Linked DNA regions of Homo sapiens: region 2 is linked to region 1. A link is a loop called in an ENCODE intact Hi-C map of the cell type or tissue named here. Cell type or tissue: heart right ventricle. All regions are shown on one strand.

What was found. A loop is a pair of places that touch in the nucleus more often than their neighbours do. Peaks named below come from ENCODE experiments on the same cell type or tissue, not always from the same donor. Only the 100,000 strongest peaks of a DNase experiment are listed, where the experiment ranks them.
Region 2: a loop joins it to region 1, with 2.1 times the contacts of the local background. A loop is called at or near these places in 9 of 110 quality-filtered maps.

Annotation. Positions count from the first base shown.
Region 1 is chr5:113,291,775-113,296,774 of GRCh38, reverse strand. The region is part of intron 3 of MCC (MCC regulator of Wnt signaling pathway); the gene reads left to right. It overlaps LOC124901045 (a long non-coding RNA gene), which reads right to left and starts at 1,915. Exons shown (of 3, transcript XR_007058904.1): 1 at 1,839-1,915. RefSeq lists a silencer at 2,079-2,138. In heart right ventricle, CTCF peaks have their summits at 1,355 and 1,913; DNase peaks (open chromatin) are centred at 1,784, 2,224 and 2,955; H3K4me3 peaks cover 3,856 bases; H3K27ac peaks cover 3,463 bases.
Region 2 is chr5:113,041,515-113,046,514 of GRCh38, reverse strand. MCC (MCC regulator of Wnt signaling pathway) reads left to right here. Exons shown (of 19, transcript NM_001085377.2): 17 at 2,885-2,985. Among named protein-coding and RNA genes, the nearest start is that of DCP2, 67 kb to the right of the region's middle. RefSeq lists an enhancer at 2,271-2,809. In heart right ventricle, a CTCF peak has its summit at 2,772 (motif pointing left); a DNase peak (open chromatin) is centred at 2,884; H3K27ac peaks cover 1,338 bases.

The sequences.
Region 1 (5,000 bases):
CTGGAATATCTAAAAGCACAGCTCTGATCTCCATTATTTCTATGCTAAAAAACCTTTAGTGGCTCTCCATTGCCTATTGAGAAGGCCCATTTTTTTAACATGGCACTTAAAACTGTTCACTGTCTGACACCAACCCCCCTTTCTCACCCAGCTTATGCTCCAGAATGGAATGCCTGTGATCCCCATGCCCGCTCTGCACATTCCAGTCTCCATCCATACTTTCTCTCACAGTGGCCTGGAACGCTTTCCCCTTACTTCCCATCTCTGCTGGGCTCAGCCATTCTTCACAGGTCAACTCACATGCTGCCTCTTCTAAGATTCCTTCACAGAATCTTCTCTCCAGACCCTGTCCAGCCAAAATCGTATTTCCCTCCTCTGAACTGCAGTCGCTCCTCATTTGTACTGTGTTTATGGCAAGTATCATTTTCTATCTAGAATTGTCATTTCTGTTCATGTTTTACAAGTCTATAAACACCTTCAGGGCAGGGGCAGTGCTTGAATCTTCTTCATAGTTATGTATATACCACCATTTCCAGCTTCAAACATGCAGTTTTCAACAGATTTCAATGAAAAGATAAATTAAATAATGTAGCTTCCCATCTCCTCCCCATGCAGAATGTGCTCTAGTTTGGCAGTGCCCAAGGACTTGGGACCCAGTGCTCTAGAAAGAGCAGCAAACTCTTCCTAATCCCAGCAGCACCTCCATCAGGCAATGAATGAACTCAACAAGAAGGGGGATGGGTAAAACGTTATATGCAAATAGTTGCACTCTGCCCCTTCTTAAAGAGCAAAATAAACATGATTTTTTAAAAAGACCATGGAAGTTGACAATACAATGGCTTTTTCACAGAAGGCTTCAGGATATGCCAAGTTCTGTTATTGGGGATGGAGACATTTTGTCCCCATTGTGTAGAAAGAGACTGATGAGGTCTCTTAAGCAATCTCGCAGACCTACTGTTTTGAAGCATCAGAACATTTTTCTGTGCATCTCAAATTCATTGGAACTTTAAGTTTGTGGAGAGAAAAATCCTAGTTCCCCTCTTCCCCCATCTCATCTCTCTCCCAATAGACACAGGATGTTTTACCTCGGGAACTCAAAGTTGAAGGGGAGCTCAGATCCCAGGGGTGTACTGGGTATAACAGCCCCTTGAATCTTTTCTGAATCATACTCCACACTCCATAAATACAACTCTACCTCCGCTCAATTAAGGAAGGTCTGGGGGTTGGGGAGCCTATCTGACATCTTTCAAGGGATGGGGGTTGAGGAGCCTATCTGACATCTTTCAAGGGATGGGGGTTGGGGAGCCTATCGACATCTTTCAAGGGATGGGGCCTCTATCTTCATTATGGACATGCAGAAAATGTACTCTGCCCCAGTGACAGACAGAGGGAGTTTGACATTGAATTTACACCCGTAGCGTTGACTTTAGACTGATTAGGGAAAATGACTGCCCTGCACCCTTGTAAAATCTTAATGTTCCGTGAGAAGTGCACCGTGCTGTCTGATGTACAGTGTTTAGGTTTGTCTTGACCTTATTAAATCATGGAAAGCGGCTCCTATGAGGGAAGTTTTTTTTCTTTTTCTTTTCTTTTTTTTTTTTTAATTTCCTGCACGATTATTCAGGTGGCTTTTCCTGTTTCTACTCCCCCTCCTGGACTCGGGTCCTTAATTACTATTGCAGAGAACTGGAAGGATGCCTGCTCTGCTCTCCCAGCACGGTCTCCTCTGCTCGGCCTCCAGGCTACTCGCCCCCACCCTTTTCTCCCTCTAGCCCCGCCTCCTCCGCGCACCCCGTGGCCAGCAGCTAGACAGCTGTGTTCAATCAGAAACCACTTACAACTCCAGACGATTCGAAGGGGAAACTTCGGCGTGAAGTGCAGCTCCGCTCCGGCTCCCTCTAGCTTTCTTTCCTTCTCTGGAATCCGAGGCGCGGATCTTCCTCGCCCCACCGCCCTAGTTTTTTCGGGAGCTCGCCGGTGCCCTCTAGGGTGTCGGCTCGTGCTGGGAAGTGCCCTCCATCCTGGTAATGGGGGGCGGCGAGGCACCGTAGGAGTGGCGAGGCGGCGCCCAGGGTGGCACTGCCCCGGAACGGGGCGCTGGGTGCGCGCGGGAGGGTCCCCGCGCGGGCTCCGCCGCTGCCGCAGCTGCGAGCGCGCCGCGCCACCGAGCCTCCTGCAGCAATGGCTCGTCCGTGAAACGCGAGCCACGGCTGCTCTTTTTAAGAGTGCCTGCATCCTCCGTTTGCGCTTCGCAACTGTCCTGGGTGAAAATGGCTGTCTAGACTAAAATGTGGCAGAAGGGACCAAGCAGTGGATATTGAGCCTGTGAAGTCCAACTCTTAAGCTCCGAGACCTGGGGGACTGAGAGCCCAGCTCTGAAAAGTGCATCATGAATTCCGGAGTTGCCATGAAATATGGAAACGACTCCTCGGCCGAGCTGAGTGAGGTAAGAAACAGCTGAGGTCGGGAGCTAGGGTTTCTCGGGCGTTTGCTTTTCCACAAATCCCCCTCCCCTCGACCTCCCCACAGCCCTACACCCTATCCCCCTGTGCTCCCAGTCTGGAGGCAGCGCAATTGAAGATTAGTAGATTTTCTGGATCTTGTTTTAACTTGTAGTGCTACTCAGGAAATGACCTGAACTGGCTTGATATTTCAGTCTGAAATGAGTGGCTTAAAAAAGAAACAACCTCTCACCAAGCCGCGAGGCGTTTTACTCACGACAGTCTGCATCCCTTGTTCCTTCCCACCCGCTTCCACTAATTTATATACACCCTTTTATTTCCCTGATCGGTAAAATACACGGACATTCCCGATGAGTTTAAGCCGACGGTAACTAATTTGGTGGGGGTGGTGGTGGTGAGGGGGACGCATTGGATTATTTCATCTCCCACTTGGCTCCCACGTGCGATGCGTTTGGCTACGTTCAGGCAAGGTGGTCTCTTCCCTAGGCTGAGATGAATGACCCGCGCTGGGGAGGGGTCTGGGGAGAAAGCACTTCAAAGCCGCTTTAGAACTTTATTTCCTGCCCGGATCTGGACTCCTGAGTCTTTGAGGCAAGCGCATTTGCAATTCCTGGGCTCCCACTGTAACCTATCCACTTGAGTGTTTGAGACCAGCTTTGAAATTAAAGCTACATCAAACACTATGCAAATGTGTGAGCGGTAAGATGCCCAAAGCCATCTTTTTTCATGATTTTAGGGATGCTTCGGGCACATCCCTCAAAGCTTTGAATACCTGAAAAGTGATGAGAAGCCCGTAGAACTGGGTGCTGAAAAGAAGAGGAAGTCTGTGTGCTTAGTGTCTACAGCTAGAGGCTTGGTGTCTGTGGGTTTCCCTCTTGGTTCCATCACTGAGCCATTTATGGGGGCAAAAGTAGCATAAGTAGTCCGTGTTTCTTGAGTATGGCTGAAGAGAGGAAAGAGGAAGAAAAGGAAAACAGTGTAAAAGCAGCCGGAAGGCAGATAATGGTGATGTCAGACTACCAATGGTGAAGGGAAAAATGCAGGGATGGAGCCCCTGCGGGGGTGTGTGTGTGTGAGGGAACACCTGGTGATGGGAAAGAGGGGGGATTAAATGGGGTTGGGGGAAACCTAGGAGGTCTGCCGTCGGGCTGGTGAATGCTATTGGGCCCTGCCTGGTGCTCTTAAGTGTCATGCTGCTGCTGTGCTGTTCCTGCTCCGGTTTGAAATAGCATTTTGAGGTGCTGGCTGAATGAAGTAGAGCATTTGCTAATCCTTAACGGCTGTTGCCCCTGTGATGTAGAAGACTCAAGAAATGCTGAGAGTGAGAACTTAAAAATGGGAGGTGAGGGAGGAGGCATGAGGATTTAAGTGACTTTTGCCAATTTTATAATTAACGGTCTCAAATCTGAACTAGAACCCAGGGCCCTGCTCCATCACTAACCCTGTTTCAGGAGAAGCCTTTGGTGATCTTCTAAGGTCATTGAAAACCCCAAAACTGAAGGCATTTCTTTTGCAGAGACTCTTTGCCAGGCCCTTCACGATGTTTCTATGCAGCAGAGTGCTGTCCAGTAACCTTTGTTTAAATGAATCGCAGACTTAGGAGAAGGGGGGGCTAGAACCCTGAGTGAAGGAAGAGATGTGAATTGACTTTAGTCCTATTGGCACGTCCTTGAGCACATTGGGTGAGCAGAGAATGTGACACTCAGGTGCCACATAAAATTACCCATTTTTTTTGCCTAGTTGTATCCACTCCCTAAGTAATCCCTATAAAGCTTGTAGGCAAATGAAAGAGTTGAGAGTGCTTTGTAGTCCCTGCATTGGCTGGAAAACTATTTGAGCAGTATATGACATAATATTGTTCCTAAGGAAATAAGTTCCTTCCTCAGCTATATCCTTTACCAGATGTTCTTTTCTTCTCATCGGTGTCTGCTCATTCATTTTTTGCTTGCTTTCGAGCCAGTTTTAGGTACCATGATTTAGTTGTACCTCTTTCCAATCAATGTTAGTTATCCTGCAGGTTGAATGGTAGTTATTTTTACTTTCTGCACTAATTTTTTAAATTTTTATTTATTTATTTTTTGGAGACAGAGTCTCACTCTGTCACCCATGCTGGAGTGCAGTGGTGCAATCTCGGCTCACTGCAACCTCTGCCTCCCGGGTTCAAGCGATTCTCTTACCTCAGTCTCCCGAGTAGCTGGAATTACAGGCATGTGCCACTACGCCCAGCTAATTTTTTTATATTTTTAGTAGAGAAGAGGTTTCGCTATGTTGGCCAGGCTGGTCTCAAACTCCTGGCCTAAAGAGATCCGCCTGCCTCGGCTTGTACATATTTTAAATTAGAATATGTGTAAAGATAATTTGTAAGGCAAGAGAGTGTGTGGTTCATACCTTGTGGACCCTAAATCTCAGTTCAATTTAACATGGGCAATAACTTTAGTATTTACCATTTTTCTAATATCCACAGAGCAGTATCCATAGATTCAAATACAATTCGTTTGTATTCCTCACATTAGATCTTTGGTGTTTCTATTCCCTGTC
Region 2 (5,000 bases), 250 kb after region 1:
GTGGCTTCAAAGTAAGGAAATTTGGCTGGACGTGGTGGCTGATACCTATAATCCCAGTACTTTGGGAACCCGAGGCGGGTGGATCACTTGAGGTCAGGAGTTCAAGACCAGCATCACCAACATGGTGAAACCCCATCTCTACTAAAAATACAAAAATTAGCCGGGCATGGTGGTGGCGCCTGTAATCCCAGCTACTCGGGAGGCTGCGGCACAAGAACTGCTTGAACCTGGGAGGCGGAAGTTGCAGTGACCCAAGGTCGTGCAGCCGCACCACAGCCTGGGCGACAGAGTCAGACTCTGTCTCAAAAAAAAAAAGTAAGAAAATTTATCCTATGGAAAAGGCCAGATGATTTTTTTTTAACACTACAGTAAGAACCTTTATAAGAGTATGTTGTGTTTTTCAGGTAATGAAATAAGCTGATTATCTTGCCTTTCAAATACTAGATCCATTTACTGTTGGAATAAAATCTCCCATCTGGGCTATTCATCTGGTCTTAGCTGTTGCTGGATGAGGCGAGCATCTAGAGAAGGGGTCAGCACTTTTCTGTGAAGGGTCACACAGTGAATGTTGTAGAGCTTGTGGGTCATTTGGGTGCAGCTGCAGCCACTCAGCTTTGCTATTGTCCAATGCTAGCGCAAAAGCAGAGGCAACAGGGAGACCAGTGGCCATGGCTGTGTTCTAGTAGCACTTTATTTAATTTTTTTTTTTTTTTTTGAGATGGAGTTTCACTCTTGTTGCCCAGGCTGGAGTGCAGTGGTGCGATCTCAGCTCACAGCAGCCTCCACCTACCAGGTTCAAGTGATTCTCCTGCCTCAGCCTCCCAATTATCTGGGACTACAGGTGTGCGCCACCATGCCTGGTTAATTTTGTATTTTTAGTAGAGATGAGTTTTCACCATGTTGGTCAGGCTGGTCTCAAACTCCTGACATCAAGTGATCTACCTGCCTTGGCCTCCCAAAGTGCTGAGATTACAGGCGTGAGCCACTGTGCCTGGCCTCTAGTAATACTTTATGTATGGATGCTGACATTTAAATTTCATATAATTTCTACCTGTCACAGAATACTCTTCTTTTGACTTTTTAAAATGATTTTAAAAATAGGAAAACCATTCTTATCCTGTGGGTCATAAAAAGCAGCTGGCGGGCCACATTTGAGTCTTGAACCTTTTTTCTTGCTCCACTGGGTGGGTGCTTATGCTTCTTTAAAAAGCTTCCCTCCAACTAGCACAGCTGGATTCCAAATCTTATCCAAGTTGCGTTAGGTTTTGAAATTCTCGTCTGTGTGCACCAGATACTGCCAAGTATATTCAGTGAGAGGCACCGTGAATGAGACAGAGCAGTCCCTGTCTTTAAGGAGTCTCACGAAATGTTAACATCAAATGGGAATGGATATACAAAAAGTGAGGGTATTGTGGGAATCTCAACAGATTCCAAGGGTGGACAGGGGACTTGGATCTCTGAGCGCAGGTAGGTGGAGAGGAGGTGGAAGGCGGCCCAGGTGGAGGGCATGGCAGAGGGAAGAGCACTCAAGTGTTGGCAGTGCCACTGCCAAGGAACTGCCTCGGGAGACCACATGCCTGGACTTGCAGCACTGAATTCGTGCCTCTCTGTAGCTCATATCTTATAAAATTTTCTGTTTATGGCCAGGTGCGGTGGCTCACGCCTGTGATCCCAGCACTTTGGGAGGCCAAGGTGGGTGGATTACCTGAGGTCAGGAGTTTGAGACCAGCCTGACCAACATGGAGAAACCCCGTCTCTACTAAAAATACAAAATTAGCCAGACGTGGTGGCACATGCCTGTAATCCCAGCTACTCGGGAGGCTGAGGTGGGAGAATCGCTTGAACCCAGGAGGCAGAAGTTGTAGTGAGCCAAGATCACGCCATTGCACTCCAGCCTGGGCAACGAGAGCAAAACTCCATCTCAAAAAACAAACAAAAAAATATCTGTTTACATTCCATCTCCTGCAACAGATCACAAGCTTTTTATTCTCAGGTCTGCAGCTTGGTAGCACTCATGTCCGTTGAGAGATCATCCGATGAATGCCTTCCCCCAGCCATGGTACTATGTAGTGTGGCTGCTGTCCTCTCTGTGCATGGAATGTAGAGCACTCAGGCATGGTCACTGCTTTGAATAGTCTTAACTATAGGATTTGGAGCACTGGCTCTTAAGTTTCCTCATCTGCAGGGTGGGATGATTTGCTTTAGATGATGTCAAGGTCCCTGTCTAATGCTAAGCCATGGGGTGGGCTGCACTTCTGTTTTCCTCCTCCTCTGCTGGGTTTTCTTGATGATTACACTGAACCCAGCAAGGCTCCTAAATCTAAAGGAGTTTGCTTTTCTCCCAAGGAGACGTGGGATGGGGCACCAAGGATATTCACAGGTATTTCTCACTTGTCTTGTATGATTACAAGAGGCTTTACCTAGCGGTCAAGAGATTGATCTGTGGCCACACAGCTTGGGTTTGAATCCTGGTTCCCCCATTTCCTAGCTGGTGACTGGGCCGCATAACTTCTCTGTGCCTTCATTCCCTCCTTGGTAAAATGGAGATAATGATAGTTCCTGCCTCAGAGAGTATTTGTGGAGATTAAATGATTGAATGCATATGGCATGCTTAGACCAGTGCCTGGCATCAGCGGCTGCTCAGAGCATACTGGGTGTCATCCCCACCGCACTGGCCAGTCTGCAAAAGGAGCCAGCGGTCTGGGAGCAGAGGGGCCTCTTTGGCTTGCTGCCAGGCTTTCCCCTTTGGCATGACCTGAGGGCGCCACCCGGTGCCCACACTGCTGCCATCACTGCACGAGCCACCTACCGCGCTCTGCTGCAGGCTTCCAGGGTGCTGCCGGCTTGGATTCAGGCCTAACTGGAATGTGTTTGCTGTTGTCAGGAGTGTGCTGATGCTGCCTCCCCAGCTCTGTCCCTAGCCGAACTCAGGACAACGTGCAGCGAGAATGAGCTGGCTGCGGAGTTCACCAACGCCATTCGTCGGTAAGCACCCTTTCCCCACCCCAGCTGGTGTTTATCCTGGGCATGGAGACTTTGTTCTGAGTTCTCTTTGCTGCTCCCAAAAGGAGAAGGTGCTGATGTGTTCCACTTTACCCATGTCTTGGAAGCCAGAAATGGAGAAGGCCTGTTGGTGCCAGGCCTTTCAAAACAGTGAGAAGAGAGAGCACTTAAGAGACAGCACTTAGGCAGTCATTGATTCATCAGTGAATAGGAAAATTCCTCTTCCTTTCCTTTTCTGTTATGTTGTTGCATTGGCTAGAAACTTCCGGGACAGTGTTAACTAGTGAGGTGAAAACAGGCACTCTTACCTTGTTTCCAACTTCAGCAGGAATACTTTCCTTCAGCGTTGGTAGTGTGAAAAAGCTTTGTGTATTTATTTAGTTCTGGGAAATTTTCCTCTATTATTTCAGTGTTTCTTTCCCCTCACCGCCCCCCAGTTCTTTATCTCCTCCTGCAAGGAGAAACAGATGCTGATTCATCTAGCTCTGTCTTCCGTATCTCCACTTTTCATACCTTCTTTCCATCACTGCTTTTTCCCCGGGTGCTACAGCAGCATTGTCCAGCAGAAATGTAATGTGAACCACATATGTACTTGTAAATTTTCTAGTAGCCACATTAAAAAGAACAAAGACAGCTGAAATTCCCTTTAATAACATTTTATTTAACATAATATGTCTACATTATTTTAACATATAGTCAATATTTTCTCAAACTATTAATGAAATTTTTTTTTAACCAAGTTTTCAAAACCTGGTATGTATTTTACACCTCAGCATATCTCAAATTCAGACATTTCAAGTTCTCAAGAGCCACATATGGTTGTGGCTGCCCTATCAGATAGTTGCAGTTCTGGAGAGACAGATTTTTTGGCTAAATTTTCCAGCTCACTAATTTATTCTTTAGTTAGGTTCATTGTGATGTTTGACCTATATGTTGAGTTATTTTGGTGATTAAATCTGTCATCTCTTTTTTAGTGATATGCATCTCTTTGAGGATTTTTATAATGCTTAAATTTTTTTTTTTTTTTTTTTTTTTTTGAGAGAGGGTCTCATTCTGTTGCCCAGGCTGGAGTGCAGTGACACAATCACAGCTCACTGCAGCCTCAATCTCCTGGGCTCAAGTGATCCTCCCACCCCAGCCTCCCAAGTAGCTAGGACCACAGGTGCATGCCCCCACACCTGGCTAATTTTTTTTTTTTTTTTTTTTGAGACAGGGTCTCCCTACGTTGCCCAGGCTGGTCTCAAACTCCTGGGCTCAAGTGATCTTCCCATCTTGGCCTCCCAAAATGTTGGGATTACAGGCATGCAGTGCCCTGCCCGGCCCTTAAATTCCTTCATCTTTTTTGTCTGCTGTATTAATTCTGTTTCTTCACATGTAATTCTTTTCATAGTTGAGTTTTGTGACTCTTTCTTGGTGTTTGCTTTCTTTAAATATTCAGCGGTTCTTGTTTGTGTGTTCATTCTTGTATTTTAAATTCCTAGGTCACCTGTTCGAGAGGTTTTGTTTTTGTTTTTTGAGACAGAGTCTCGCTCTGTCGCCCAGGCTGGAGTGCAGTGGTGCGATCTCGGCTCACTGCAATCTCGGTCTCCCAGGTTCAAACAATTCTCCTGCCTCAGCCTCCCAAGTTAGCTGGCACTACAGGCACACGCCACCACACCTGGCTAATTTTTTGTATTTTTAGTAGAGATGGGATTTCACCATGTTGGCCAGGCTGGTCTTGAACTCCTGACCTCATGTGATCCAACCGCCTTGGCCTCACAGTGTGCTCTGATTACAGGCATGAGCCACTGCACCCGGCCATCCCATTTGAGAGTCCTGCTTCTACTTATTACAGTCTGCCACCCAGAAAATGTAGCCAGGTCCTTCAAAGTGCTGTCAGCTGGGTCATATCAGAAGCTGTCTCCTGGGCTTTCTGTGTCTCCTGGCTAATAACAGCCCTCTAGTCTGCGTATCTGACCCAAGCATTTGGTCCCCTCCTGTTCTGGTAGCCAACACCT